Linked DNA regions of Homo sapiens: all the other regions are linked to region 1. The links are chromatin contacts, found by Hi-C or POLR2A ChIA-PET in ENCODE. All regions are on one chromosome and are shown on one strand. Each heading gives the region's core, a stretch centred on a gene start or an enhancer-like site at or near the end of the contact. The rest is flanking DNA. Distances are from core to core; before and after follow the strand shown. Region 1 overlaps FER (FER tyrosine kinase). Region 2 has its middle 47 kb from the start of LINC01023. Region 3 holds the start of LINC01023 (long intergenic non-protein coding RNA 1023).

Region 1 (4,163 bases), core at 1,042-3,541:
AACATTCCACTTCCAGCATCAACACTGTCACTTAGAACAGTTCATTATTTTGTAGAACACTTGCATCTTGCTGGCCTCAGTAATATTTGAGAAGATAGTTAGAAATTCAGGATTTGTATCTCTTAGAGTGAATTCCAAATATTCATTTGTTTTGAGGTTTTTACAAATTTGCTGACAAGTGGGAAGCTAAATCTGTCTTCGTGTCACAAACCTGAAAGACTTTTTCTATATTAAAATTAAAAACAGGAGGTTCACAGCAATTTTCCTGAATGCTGGCTATCCTAGACATATGTGTGCCATTACTCAGCTTGCTACTGCTTAGGGAGAGGGCTGAACCACCGTTGTGTCTGAGGCCTCACAGATAAACAGAGCAAGGGTAATTCTGATTAAATAATGGTTACCTCCTGAGATTATAGGGAGCGTAGGTAAAAATTAAACCAATGTCCAATTCAATGCCCTTTAAAAAAGTGTTGTAGAGACTTAAGAGGCACGCACTGTTTAAGGACACACAGCAGGAAGCTCCTCAAACCCTTTGTGAGGGTTAGTTTCCTTTATTGTTATTGCATTTATTGTTGGCTATGGGTCATTTTACATTGGTGCTTTGTTACTGCCCTTCATTTCCTTTCAACCTTCCTTTCTGGATGTCTCTTTCTTTTTGTGTCTTACCTTAGGCACCCTGACTAAGCTTTAGGATTTCTAGATTCCTTTCCCTCAAATGTTATTGAAGACAAGGAACATTGCTACTTGTATTCTTCCATTTCTCTGTTGAATACTATGTTTCCCCACAGTAGCTCTCATCATAGTAAGCTCCCTCTGTGGGTAACTCTAGGAGCCATTTAGTCAACGTTAGTCCAAAGGTGAAATAGGGCGGATCTAAGTGTAGTCCCATTTAGGAGACTTTAGCCCAGGTTAAGCCTCACTGTAACCAAAGATTTCTAATAACGTGTGGATAATCAGTGATCTTAGCTTAAGAAATATTAAATATAACCAATGCAAATGTAAAGAAGCTTTGGGTAGTGTCTTTGAAAAACTGGAATACATATGTCCAAATGCATTAGTTGGGAAATAATGAATATAAGCATTTCCCAGCACACAATCATCTCTGAGCTGGGAATATAACAGTGCTCCTAACACAAGGAGAGGTATTTGGTTTACTCTTTGCTAAGGCCCACACACTGGAGATGACTGCTTTTGCTTTAGTTCTGCTGATCTTTTTTATTTTCCATAGGACAGGATCTGGCCTTGTAGCATGTTCTCCTCAGGCTTCCTAATGACACTGTCCAAATCTTTGTTTCACTTTAATTTTTCCACACTCTGTGTGGGGGTGCATCATCCTGCCTTGGAATAACTGGTTCCTCCCTCTTTTGCATTTGAATCTGCTGCCTCAGCACCTTATTAAATATACTGAAGCCTATGCTCATTACTTCTATGCAGTTTAAAGTGACTAAGAATCTAGCACACCAGGATTTTTCTGCCACCCAAGAATCTCAGTCCTTATTAAGTGGCTAAGTGATTCCTAATGCCTACACTAAAAGTTCAGAATTTAATTTCTGAATCGGTATGAGGCAGGAGGATGGCTTTTAATGGGGTAGTATTTCATTAAATTGAATTATGGCTAAGGTATAGTTTATACACCTTCTGTAGGACAGCATTTTTTTTAAAGGGGAATTTTTGGGACTCTAAGAGTGTAGCAAAATCTCCTTCAAGTAGGTCATTCTTGGTACATGAAATCCTGACTTTTAAAATCAGTATCTTCATATGTGGTTTTGGATTCTTCCAAAATATAGTATTCAGACTTGATGTGAAACTAATCAAAACATAGAAAAATAAATGAAATTAAAATATTTAATGAATATCATTCTGATATGTATAAGCAAATCAGAGTTAGTCATAAAAGAAGTAACGCTATTTTGATGGTAAACTTTCACACTGACTTAGTATAATGGAAATGTAATATAAACTCATTTCCATACAAAATCTGATTCCATTTAATTAAGATATTAATACCTAAAGAAAACATGTCTTTTCCAACTGTCTGTCTCTCTGCTGCTTATTTTGCACTGTTCTGTTTTGTGGGAGGGTGTGGCTTCCTAAATGCAAAAGCAAGTCTTGCGATGACTCAGCACTAACCAGGGCAGCCAATTTTGTTGATAAGAAACATCTAAAATATCAATGATAAATGGAGTATACGTAAAAAGAAGAGGGCTGAGGCAAACAATGCTTTTTCAGAAAATATCAAACTTCAAAAGATGCATGGCCATTAAACAGTGTACACAGTATACTAAGTAAGGTTTTCAGGTACATTCCTACATCTGATGACTCACCAGAATTAATTATAAAGTGGTGTGACTGAAAGAACCCTGAAAAACTGTGACTTATGATTCAGATATTTGTATTGTTACATTATAATTTATTTGGATTGTTGCATTTTAATTTTTGTTTATCCCACTACAAGGTCCTCAGTGGGTGGCGTATGTTGTAACTAAAACACTTTCTTCTTGACATAATCTAACACTAGTATTGTGAAGCCATAGTTATTTTGTGGTACTAGCCAATCTTCACAAAAGTTATATGGGAAAACTGAACTGAATATAATATAGATAGAAAAACCAAATTATGGTTTAAAGGAAATTAAAACTATTTCAATTACAAAACATTTTTTCTTCTCAAAATAATCCTAAAATGAAAAACAACTGTGAAATGTGCACTGAAAATATCTAACACAGTTAGGCTCCTGGTCTATACTTATCTGCTAATAAGATGTTTCAGTAATATCGTATTTGTAATAAAACAGTGAATTACGAAAGGAGAATTTTATTGCCCACATTAAATTTGGGAGATAAAAGAGAAACAATTACATGAGACCTTTCACTGGAGACCTCTCACTGGAGACCTCATGGCAGGACAGGCTGAAATAAAGCTTCAGTTTCTGAAGTTTAAACAAAACCTGTCAATTTTATTTTCCCAGAAGAGAAAGAATATGTTGGCTTTGGCCTTAGATTACATGGAATGCAAAATTAATTTTAGGTTTCACATGTTGGTAATAAATGTTAATTTAACAGTGAAAAATTTCTTTCCTTGTGAAATGATGAACAACCTAAACTGTCTCATAAAGGCCCCTTAGTGACCAGTGAGACACAGACTGCTTGTGTTTACCTCCCCCTTTTAATAAATTTAAGGACTTATGAGAGGAACTATGCAGTAGTAAGAATATATATATATATCTTGAATAATCCATTAACAACACAAAGATTTGTGACTGGACTAATTACATCCGGACCAGAAGAAATTTTGGTTACAACTCTTTTCTTACTAAACAAATCACAGGATTTTGTACATTTCTGAATCTTCCTTTCCCTACATCAACTTGCACATTCTGAACAGTATGTTCGTGCTTCCTGGGCATGGATTAGCCTCCTAAAGTATATAATTCCAATAATTAATTATCAGTGACAGAAGGGATGAATAAATTATGCTTCAAGCACAACAAAATTAACAGTGAAAAACTGTTTGCGTAAGTTTTTCTTAATGCATGTGACTATATTAAATTTAATATTCTATATGACTGAGAGACTCCCAATAAGTTATTAATCCTGAACTATACCACTGCCTGCTTTAGGACAAAGAATAAAATGGAATTTAAATGCTACACATGTCACGATGTTTTGAAAAGCTTTTTAAATTTAAGCACAGAGTAATGATGTGAACTGCAAATTCTAACAGCCTGGATAAGTGAAATATCAATGCTGTGTTCATTCTTAACACCAGAATGTCAGGATTAAGCTTTAGGTCTTGTTCATAAAACTAAAGCCAAAACCATCATTCTCTCTCCTTGCTGAGAGCTTAGCATGAAGCCACTATGAGATGGGAGGCTGTTTTCTTTAAACAGACAAAGAATATTACAGAGATTCACTTAGAAATACTAAAAAAAAGGGTAGGAATATCCCATTTTACTCTTACTTTTGAAGGTTGGTAAGTGCCTCAATACCATAGCACTTCTGAGTTTGCGCTTTGATTTACCATAGTACGTGCCATCAAAAGAAATTTCCCTTTAGTCTGAATGTACTAATCATTAAGTATGTATGAAATCTGCAAGGAGATTGAAATGTTAGATACAAGTCACTTTTCTCTTCAGTATTATCTTTCATACTCTAAAGTACTGG
Region 2 (4,163 bases), core at 722-3,221, 510 kb after region 1:
TTTTTTTGAGACATTGTCTTGCTCTGTCGCCCAGGCTGGAGTGCGGTGGCACGATCTCGGCTCACTGCAAGCTCCGCCTCCCACGTTCACGCCATTCTCCCGCCTCAGACTCCTGAGTAACTGGGACTACAGGTGCCCGCTGCCATGCCCGGCTAATTTTTTGTATTTTTAATAGAGATGGGGTTTCACCGTGTTAGCTAGGATGATCTCAATCTCCTGACCTCATGATCTGCCTGCCTCGGCCTCCCAAAGTGTTGGGATTACAGGCGTGAGCCACTGCACCCTGCCAGAATTCAGTTTCTTGAGGTTATAGGACTGAGGTTGCCATTTCCTTGACATGGTTACCTTAATCTTCAAGTTAACAGCAGCACTTTTAATCCTTTTCATCTTGGAATATCTGACTTTATCTTCTACTACTAGCTGGAAAAATATCTCTGCTTTTAAGAGCTCACGTGATTCCATTGGGCCTACTTGGATAAGCCAATATAACCTTCCATTTTAGGTCAGCTGATTAGTAACCTTAATTACACCTGTCAAGTCCATTCTGCCATGTAAAGTAACATATTCACAGGAGTGACTCCAGAGGGAGAAGGTCATGAGGCCCAACATTCTGCCTACCACAGATGGGTTTGGAATATATTTCATAGGTGGAAGTGGAAAGATTGGCTTCAAAAAGTATTTAACATCATATCTAATGAGACATTTATCCCTTATCTAGAAACTTCTTCTTTTTTCTTTTCTTTTCTTTTTTTTTTTTGAGACAGGATCTCAGTCTGTTGCCCAGGCTGGAGTAAAGTGGTATGATCATGATCACGGCTCACTGTAGCCTCAACCTGCTGGGCTCAAGCGATTCTCCCATCTCAGCCTCCCAAGTTGCTGGGACCACAGGTACCCATCACCATGCCTGGCTATTTAAAAATTTTTTTGTGTGGAAATAGGGCCTCCTTCTTTTGCCCAGGCTGGCGCTGAACTCCTAGGCTCAAGCAATCCTCCCACTTCAGCCTCTCAGAGTATTGGGGTTACAGGCATGAGCCACCACACCTGGCCTAGAAGCTTCTTTGAGGCCCCAATCATTTCCTTGAGTTCTCCCCTTCATCAGTCCCCAAATATCCTACTTGAGATCTTTGGGTGTGCAGAAAGAAGAGAAAGACAACTATCACTCAAGAAAAAATTTGAATTTGGGAATAAGAATTGTAGTTTGTGAGGCAAAAAACATGATGAAATGAAGCAGGAATTTGTGAGTGTGGAGGTCACTTTTCCTGTGGCTCTCCTTCTGCCTGGGTGTGCTGGCATGAAGGAAGCAGAAGAAATGAGTAAAGAGAAAAATAATCTGGGACTTGGGGTCATACATGATATGTGAGGAGGAGAAACCAGAAGCATTTCATATTAAAAAAGGTAAAACAGCAAAGAAGATCCAGAAAGCCCTAAGCAGGAAGGGAACAAATAAAGGCAGAGACAATGTTAAGGCCACACAATATCATTGACTAACTAACTGCTTTAGGAAAAAAAAATTATTAATATGTGTACATTTTAAAAAGAAACCATTTTCATAGAAGACATAATCTCACTACTTAGAATCAACCCTGTAATTTCCTAATGATAGTCAAGTATTTACCAAGTTCCTTGTCAAGTACGTTATATGCATATATACATACAAACATTGGAGGGAGGGGCTGTTATTATTTTTTATTTTATTTTATTTGTTTTTGAGACGGAGTTTTGCTCTTGTAGCCCAGGCTGGAATGCAGTGGCGTGATCTCGGCTCACTGCAACCTCCATCTCCCGGGTTCGAGTGATTCTCTTGCCTCAGCCTCCCAAGTAGTTTGGATTACAGGCACCTGCCACCACGCGTGGCTAATTTTTTTTTTTTTTTTTTTTTTTTTTTTGTATTTTTAGTAGAGACGGGGTTTCACCATGTTGGGCAGGCTGGTTTCAAACATCTGACCTCAGGTGATCTGCCCGCCTTGGCCTTCCAAAGTGCTGGGATTGCAAGCATGAGCCACCACGCCCGGCTGAGGATGTTATTTTTAGAAGGAAAAGGCCACATTGAAAACTGAGTGGACAGCTTGATAAATCTAAGATAGGAAAATTTTGCTGAACCAAAGGACCTTTTGGAGTGTTCTATTTTTTCTCACAAGCCCAGGACCTCTGCAAAAAACATCCAAAACTACTATAGAAAATGCACATTTTATTCTACTGTTTCTTCCAGCAGATGTGGATTTTTAGCGAGGAGCAATTTCACGTTCTTGGTCCAAATTTTAAAACTGCTAGGTCACTGTGTAAGAAACAGTTGACTAGGTTTTGCTTTCCATTGCCTTGGACCAGCTAAAACAATTGTGCCCTCTAGCCTATGAAGTCTGTACTGCAAAGGCCATTTCAACAGTGTTTGCTTCAGGTTTATCCTCAATTTTGGTTCTTGAAATCAAAAGTCATAAAAAAATATGGTAGAGATTCACAAAGACCTCTCCAGTTTTCTCTTTCAGTTGTAAATAACAGAATAACTAAAATGAAAACAGCTTAAACAGTGAAGACTTTTAAAACCCCACATAACAAGAATTGTGTAATAATGTAATGGTGTAAGTAAAGCAATTAATCTCACTTGGGTGCATAAACTGACTATTGTGAGGTTCATTTACTTCCTTAGCTCTACCAGAAAAACAAAGTAACTATACTACACTTTTGTCTTCATATTTTAAAAACCTTACCTATTATAGGAAAATATTCCCTAAAATATTGCTAAGTAGGAAGGTATTGATCATTTCCTAATAAAGGCACACGACTAAGCTTATACTGATAAAGTCCGGAAGTTGCCTGCTTGACCTTTATTAATCACCTGGCATTTAGGATACTGATTTTTTTAAAGCTACATTTTAGTCAGTTAAAGCCACCTCAGCATCTTTAAAGAATGCTTTGATTTGATCTATTTCTACTTTTTCTTTGAGGAAATCAAGCTGGGAGTTCTGAGAGCACATTCTGTTTGCTTATTTGTTCCTTTTATCCCTTTCTGTCCTCTCTGCATGCTAGGGCACACCTCACCTTGAAAAGAACTCATCAGCCGCCCTCAAGATGGGAATTGCAATGCCTTCATCTTGAGCCACTTTTAACAGAGTTTCATTTTTTTTCTGCTTTGATTTTGAATAGTGCCTATGTTTGAACACACTAAACACATTTTGGCCAAGTTTCCTTCATAGAGTTGGAATTCAGATTGGTTGTCAGGTTATTTAAAATAACTTTCTGTCTGGATTGGATCACTGTTAATTGCTCTGATCAACTGCAGTACATGGTTAAGGTAAAAAAAAAATATTGAGAAGAGACCCCCAGTCAATCTGATCTTACTTCATAGACACAGACAAATGATGAATTTATGTTAGTTAGGGAGGCCAAGGAAGGAAGAGGAGACATCATTAAAGAGTAAATGTTTCCAGCATTAGTTTCTGGGTCATTAAGCCCTAATGATTGATCTTATTTGGTTATTTTAAAGGCTACTGGAAACTAAAATGGAAACAGTTCAGAATACTTCCTTTGTATACAGAAGATTTTGTTCATGGCAACAGCTATGTGTGCCTAAACATTTTGTGTCACACAAACTCCTGCATTTGACATTTCTATCAGAGAGAACAAATAAAAATCATCCTAGAGCTTTCAAACACTCAAGCCATGTTGGGGCTTTGAAAGATCTTGTCATTTCAGAAGTGAAGAAATGGGGATGCTCTCAAGAGCAAGGGCAGCTTAATGGATTCCCCCAAAGCCCCAAAAGCACCTTCTCATGACTTAATTACTCTAAAAATTTCTATTTTTTACATTGCCTAAAATTTTCATCAATAAGAAATCATTTGATTTATTAATACCAAAACCTCATATGAAGATAGTAAACACCTTTGGGATGGTTAAGGTAATCTCACCATTCACAAATGTATGTATATTATCAGGTGAGATTGATTTAATAAATCTTTGGGACAATAAAGGGTATTTTTCTTAATTAAAAATTACAATGGAAAATTCAGTATCAGTCATGTTTAGGAGTTCTTCCTCTTCTCTAGTGTTATGTAAGGGTCCCAAGCAGCTTGTGCTATCCAAAAACCTTGGGGAGGAGAGCCTGGTATGAGCTCATCATAGTTGCACTGAGATCCTCATTATTTGTACTTATTACATGGCACTCTGCT
Region 3 (4,163 bases), core at 1,100-3,599, 460 kb after region 1:
GGCACTGGTATTATCCTTATTTACAGATGTAAAAAATGAGGCAGATAGAGGTCAAATCCATGATTCACAGTCTCACAGCTTTTTAGTGTAGGTATCGTAATTTGAATCCAGGTAATCGAATGCAATGGCCACATTCCTTAACCATTATCTATGCTGCCTTGCCAGCTAGGTCTGTTAATTCAGAAGGAGAAGAGTGATTGTGAACATAAGGATGACCAACATCCATGCAAAATGACAAAACAGTAGAGAAGATCAGATCTTTTAAAGTAAAAAATAACTTGCGTGATAGACAAACCCAAGTTTGAAAACTTGCTCCACAACTTTCCAGCTACATGACCTTGAGGAAATTACTTAACTAAGTCTTAGTAATCTAGTTTTAAAACAAGGGCAATGACAGCACCAAGTTCACAAGGTGGTTGTGAGGATTAAATGGCATAATGCATGTAAAATGTCTATCAAGGTGGCTGGCATTTAATAAACACTGTATAAGTGTTGCTTACTGTTATTACTATTTTCAGTATTTTATTCTTCTTGGGCTTCTCAGCTTCAGACACCCTTTTTCTTTCTGTCTTTGTGGTCCAAGTACAGAGCTGTGTTGAACTAGGGTTGAATCTTACAAGCTCCAGGCAACCAGATCTTCACTTTCTTCCTGCAATTCTATTTGCCACCCACTATATCACTACTGATTTAGTGCCAGATTATAGATTTTCATCCACACATTTTAATTTAGAACCTTCCCTTTTATCTGGTTTTCAAGCATATTGTGTTAAAATTCCCAAATGATACCTTCAGAGTTTGCTACAAAGTCCTTATGATAGCTTTTAGAAAACTTAGTTGTTCTTAGGGGAACAATCATTGCTTTCCATTTCGTTACTGAATAGAAAATCTAGAAGAACAATATCAACTTTCAAATGAAATTATATGCCTGGAAGGGGAGTATAGATACAAAAAAAGGAGAGCACCTCATTATCACTCTTTCAAGCTGCTGGAGTGAAACTTGAGTCATTGCAAATTCCAACATCAAAAACTCTCTTGGATATACTAAAGAACATCATTATGCACATAGCGATAAAATGAGGACGTTATTAGAGGGAGCCACTACGAATAAAAGATTGCGAAATCAGATTTCTAAAATGAATAATACAATAAGCTCGTTAATAAGTATTGCGAAATAGCTCTAAAATTTCCAGCTGAAAGTGAATTCCTTGGGGTTTTTCACCAGCCAGGGGCATCAACTTTTTTTTTTTTCTTCTTAAATTACCCATACCTCTTTGCTGGCCCATGCGAGAATTTTCTATCTATAACTGTCTAAACACAAAGCAACATTTGATTTCGGTATTCATATTTATCAGAGTACTCTTCAAAATAAGTGAAATTAGGCTTCTTTTTAAGCTGGGGAACCTGCAAACGGCTTTTGAATGAAGAATAAGCATATGAAGAAGTCATGCTTCACCATTTTGCTGTAATCTTCTAAACTGCCTTCATGACGTAGAAACTTCTAATTGCAGAACATTTAAGAATTATTGCATGTCACCTCAATAAACCTAATCATTGAAGTTTCTTTTTTAGCTGATAGTAGTACATTTGGAAATACACATACCCGTCAGTTCATTTTCTCTGGCCATTTCCGTTTACCTCATACAGGCGTTTCAAGTGCGATCTGTCGCAGTCACATTCAGAGATTTTGGCCCTAAGAACTGCTCATGTTTAATGTTTGTAGTTCCAACGGTTTAACTTTTTTTCTCTCTCTCTTTTTTTTTTGGTGTGTAATTATAAATGTCTGAATTAATTAGTTGAGTAGGCTACAGGGTAGATAATAGAGCTAGTGTTAGATCCTTTTTAAAGGTTTTTAGGTCTCTATGAAGGGGGGGCGGGGAAAGGCAGGCGGGGAGTCCCCACACCCCACACTCTGCCCAAAGGTTAGGAAATTGCGGTCAGGGGTTCCTTGCCTTGGCTTCCACCACCTGAAGGCGTCTACAGCAATAATTAGAATCGAAACCAAGGAAACAAGAAATAGCTGAAAATAAAACACGAACTAAGAAATGGTAGTTTATTTTCTTTTTGCCATGCAGCAAAGGAGGGTCGAATGTAAAGCTGATACAGTTGCTGGCTGAGCTTTTCCCGCGGCAGCCAGTGCGTGCTTCCTCCACTTCTTCGAGACTTCTCCGTGCTCCTGCCCCACCTCCCAGGCTGAAGATTCATGCAGGCCCTGCGCTTAGCCCAGACTCTGGCCAGGCCCGGCCCAGCCCGAAGGTGGGCGGCTCCCGGCGCAGGGCGGCCCAGCCCCAACCACTGAGAGGAGGACCCTCCGGCGTCCTAGAGTGGCCGCAGGCCGCGGCGTCGGGTTGGAAAACCAGGAGAGCATGGAGCTTTTTCGCTGGTCCGGCGCGGTCTCTTGCGTTCCTGTGGCGGGCACCTGACTCCCCATGCCCGAGTACTGTCCTCAGGCGGAACGGCGTCTGCAGCGAGGAGCGGGGTTCCAGCAGGCTCGGCTGACGCGGTCCCTGGCATTTCCCGTGCTGGCCCTGGGTCGCCCTCGATGCTGCTTCCCGCTGGGAGCCTCCTTCTGACGGCGGAAAGGAGCTTCACCTGGGGCGGCCGGCGGGGAACGGAGAAGAATCCACCGGGGAAGTGGACGGGGCTGGCTCCCGGGCCTGGCGCTGCGGCTCTCGGGCCGTCAGACCTCCCGCGGGTTGCGTCACTTTCCTCGGTTTTCTAGACAGCAGTTGTGGGGTTGAATCCTTGCCGTGGTTTTGTAAGAATTAAATGAGATAATGAACGCGAACACCAATCATTGCTCTTTGTTGGGTGCTTCCTGTGGGCCTGGCAATATTAACAACACGAGCTCATTCATGCATTCATTTGCTACTCAGTGACTTTCCTGTCAATACTGCAAGGTGCTGGAGATGAGCCCCCACTCTTTGGTCAGTAAAACTGCCAAGATCACCGACCTTGTGAAGACATTTGAGGATGAGAGGTTGGTTGGAGCCTGGACGTGGAGACAGACTCTAAATAGTTAACTACAAGACACATGTAATTACAACTTTGAGAGCTTATAGCGGGAGGCCCTTTTGGGAAGGGGGTGGAGATGGAGAAGAGGAAGAAAGAAAGGGCTTCCCTGAGGAAGTAATATTGCAGCTGTGACCTGACAGATGAGGCCGAACCAGCTAGACTCGTGTTTCAGGCCTCGGGAATAGCATAAGGACTCCAGCTGGCTCCTTCCGGGTTGAGTCCTTATGCTGAAATTGGTATTTGGCACACACCAGTAGTAGAACGCCACTCAATGCCTTATTCTCTTCCCCTTCTCTCAGCTCTGTCCCCTCCACATAGTAGGACAATGAAACTGGTAACTATTTTTGGTCCGAATAGTCCTTCCATTATTATCTGTTATAGTCCACCATGCAGGTTCTTCCTAACTCCTTTTGATCAAAATAGATATTTTTGAAAATGTGAAGAAAGCAGTATCGTATCTTGTATGGTTTCTCATTGCCTTCTAAGTCAGATATAAACAACGAACTTGCTTGAAATGTTCTCTATCAGACCAAGGACCCATATTTAATTCCAACTTACACTCTGCTACACCCTTTCGCTAAATTCTTTAGTTGATGTTAACTGCATTTGGAACCCTGTATTCAGCGTTGAATTGCACATTCTGAAGCAATTGTGTTCTTACTCAGCACGCTCATTTCTGTATCCCAAGTATCTCCCTGCCTCCAGAACATGTTTACTCTTTAACCACTTCCTGATAATACAGTAGGCTACCATTACTCTAAATAGTTGCAGTTATTGAATATAGGCACATTTTTAAATTATAAGAATCCTATCCCAATCCAAGGTACAATTTGCTGATCGCATACTGATTCATTTTCCTCCCACTCTGGGTCCTTTCATCTGCTGTTCTCCCAGTCCAGATGCCAGCCAGGCATTTGAGAACCATCTGATGGTAACAGGATGGAGGCTGACTCAACTTCACTCCACCACCTGCCTTCCTGCCTTCAGGGAGATTTTGTACATAGCTTATCCTTTAAGTTCTTCTGCTTGTTACTGCTCACAGCACTGTGATTCTACTTTAGGCACCTTCTGTACATTCATATTCATTACTTTTTTTCTCCTCTTTCCTGTTTATGGTTAGAAAGGTGCTTCACCAATCTATTTTAGAACCA

The links. A loop is a pair of places that touch in the nucleus more often than their neighbours do. ChIA-PET counts read pairs that join two places held with the same protein, here RNA polymerase II (POLR2A). Pooled maps may share reads with other maps.
Region 2: a loop to region 1 is called in a pooled map, with 5 times the contacts of the local background. The contact joins two enhancer-like sites. A Hi-C loop is called at or near these places in 1 of 168 maps with a recorded cell type or tissue (PC-3), 2 of 37 single-sample maps with no recorded cell type and 10 of 50 pooled maps.
Region 3: a loop to region 1 is called in a pooled map, with 2.0 times the contacts of the local background. The contact joins the promoter of LINC01023 here to the enhancer-like site in region 1. A Hi-C loop is called at or near these places in 1 of 50 pooled maps. POLR2A ChIA-PET finds 5 or more read pairs at or near these places in 2 of 52 experiments (PC-9 and activated naive CD4-positive, alpha-beta T cell).

Annotation. Positions count from the first base shown.
Region 1 is chr5:109,189,424-109,193,586 of GRCh38, reverse strand. FER (FER tyrosine kinase) reads right to left here. Exons shown (of 20, transcript NM_005246.4): 20 at 1-4,163. Among named protein-coding and RNA genes, the nearest start is that of PJA2, 220 kb to the left of the region's middle. Within about 2 kb of position 2,291, at least 3 of the 41 ENCODE cell types and tissues checked have a DNase peak (open chromatin) inside an H3K27ac peak, as active enhancers do; they include PC-9, where a contact is called at or near this core.
Region 2 is chr5:108,679,667-108,683,829 of GRCh38, reverse strand. No RefSeq gene overlaps it. Among named protein-coding and RNA genes, the nearest start is that of LINC01023, 47 kb to the left of the region's middle. RefSeq lists an enhancer at 1,935-2,435. Within about 2 kb of position 1,971, at least 2 of the 41 ENCODE cell types and tissues checked have a DNase peak (open chromatin) inside an H3K27ac peak, as active enhancers do.
Region 3 is chr5:108,726,447-108,730,609 of GRCh38, reverse strand. It overlaps LINC01023 (long intergenic non-protein coding RNA 1023), which reads left to right and starts at 2,349. Exons shown (of 1, transcript NR_046368.1): 1 at 2,349-2,785. RefSeq lists enhancers at 2,386-2,685, 2,525-3,106.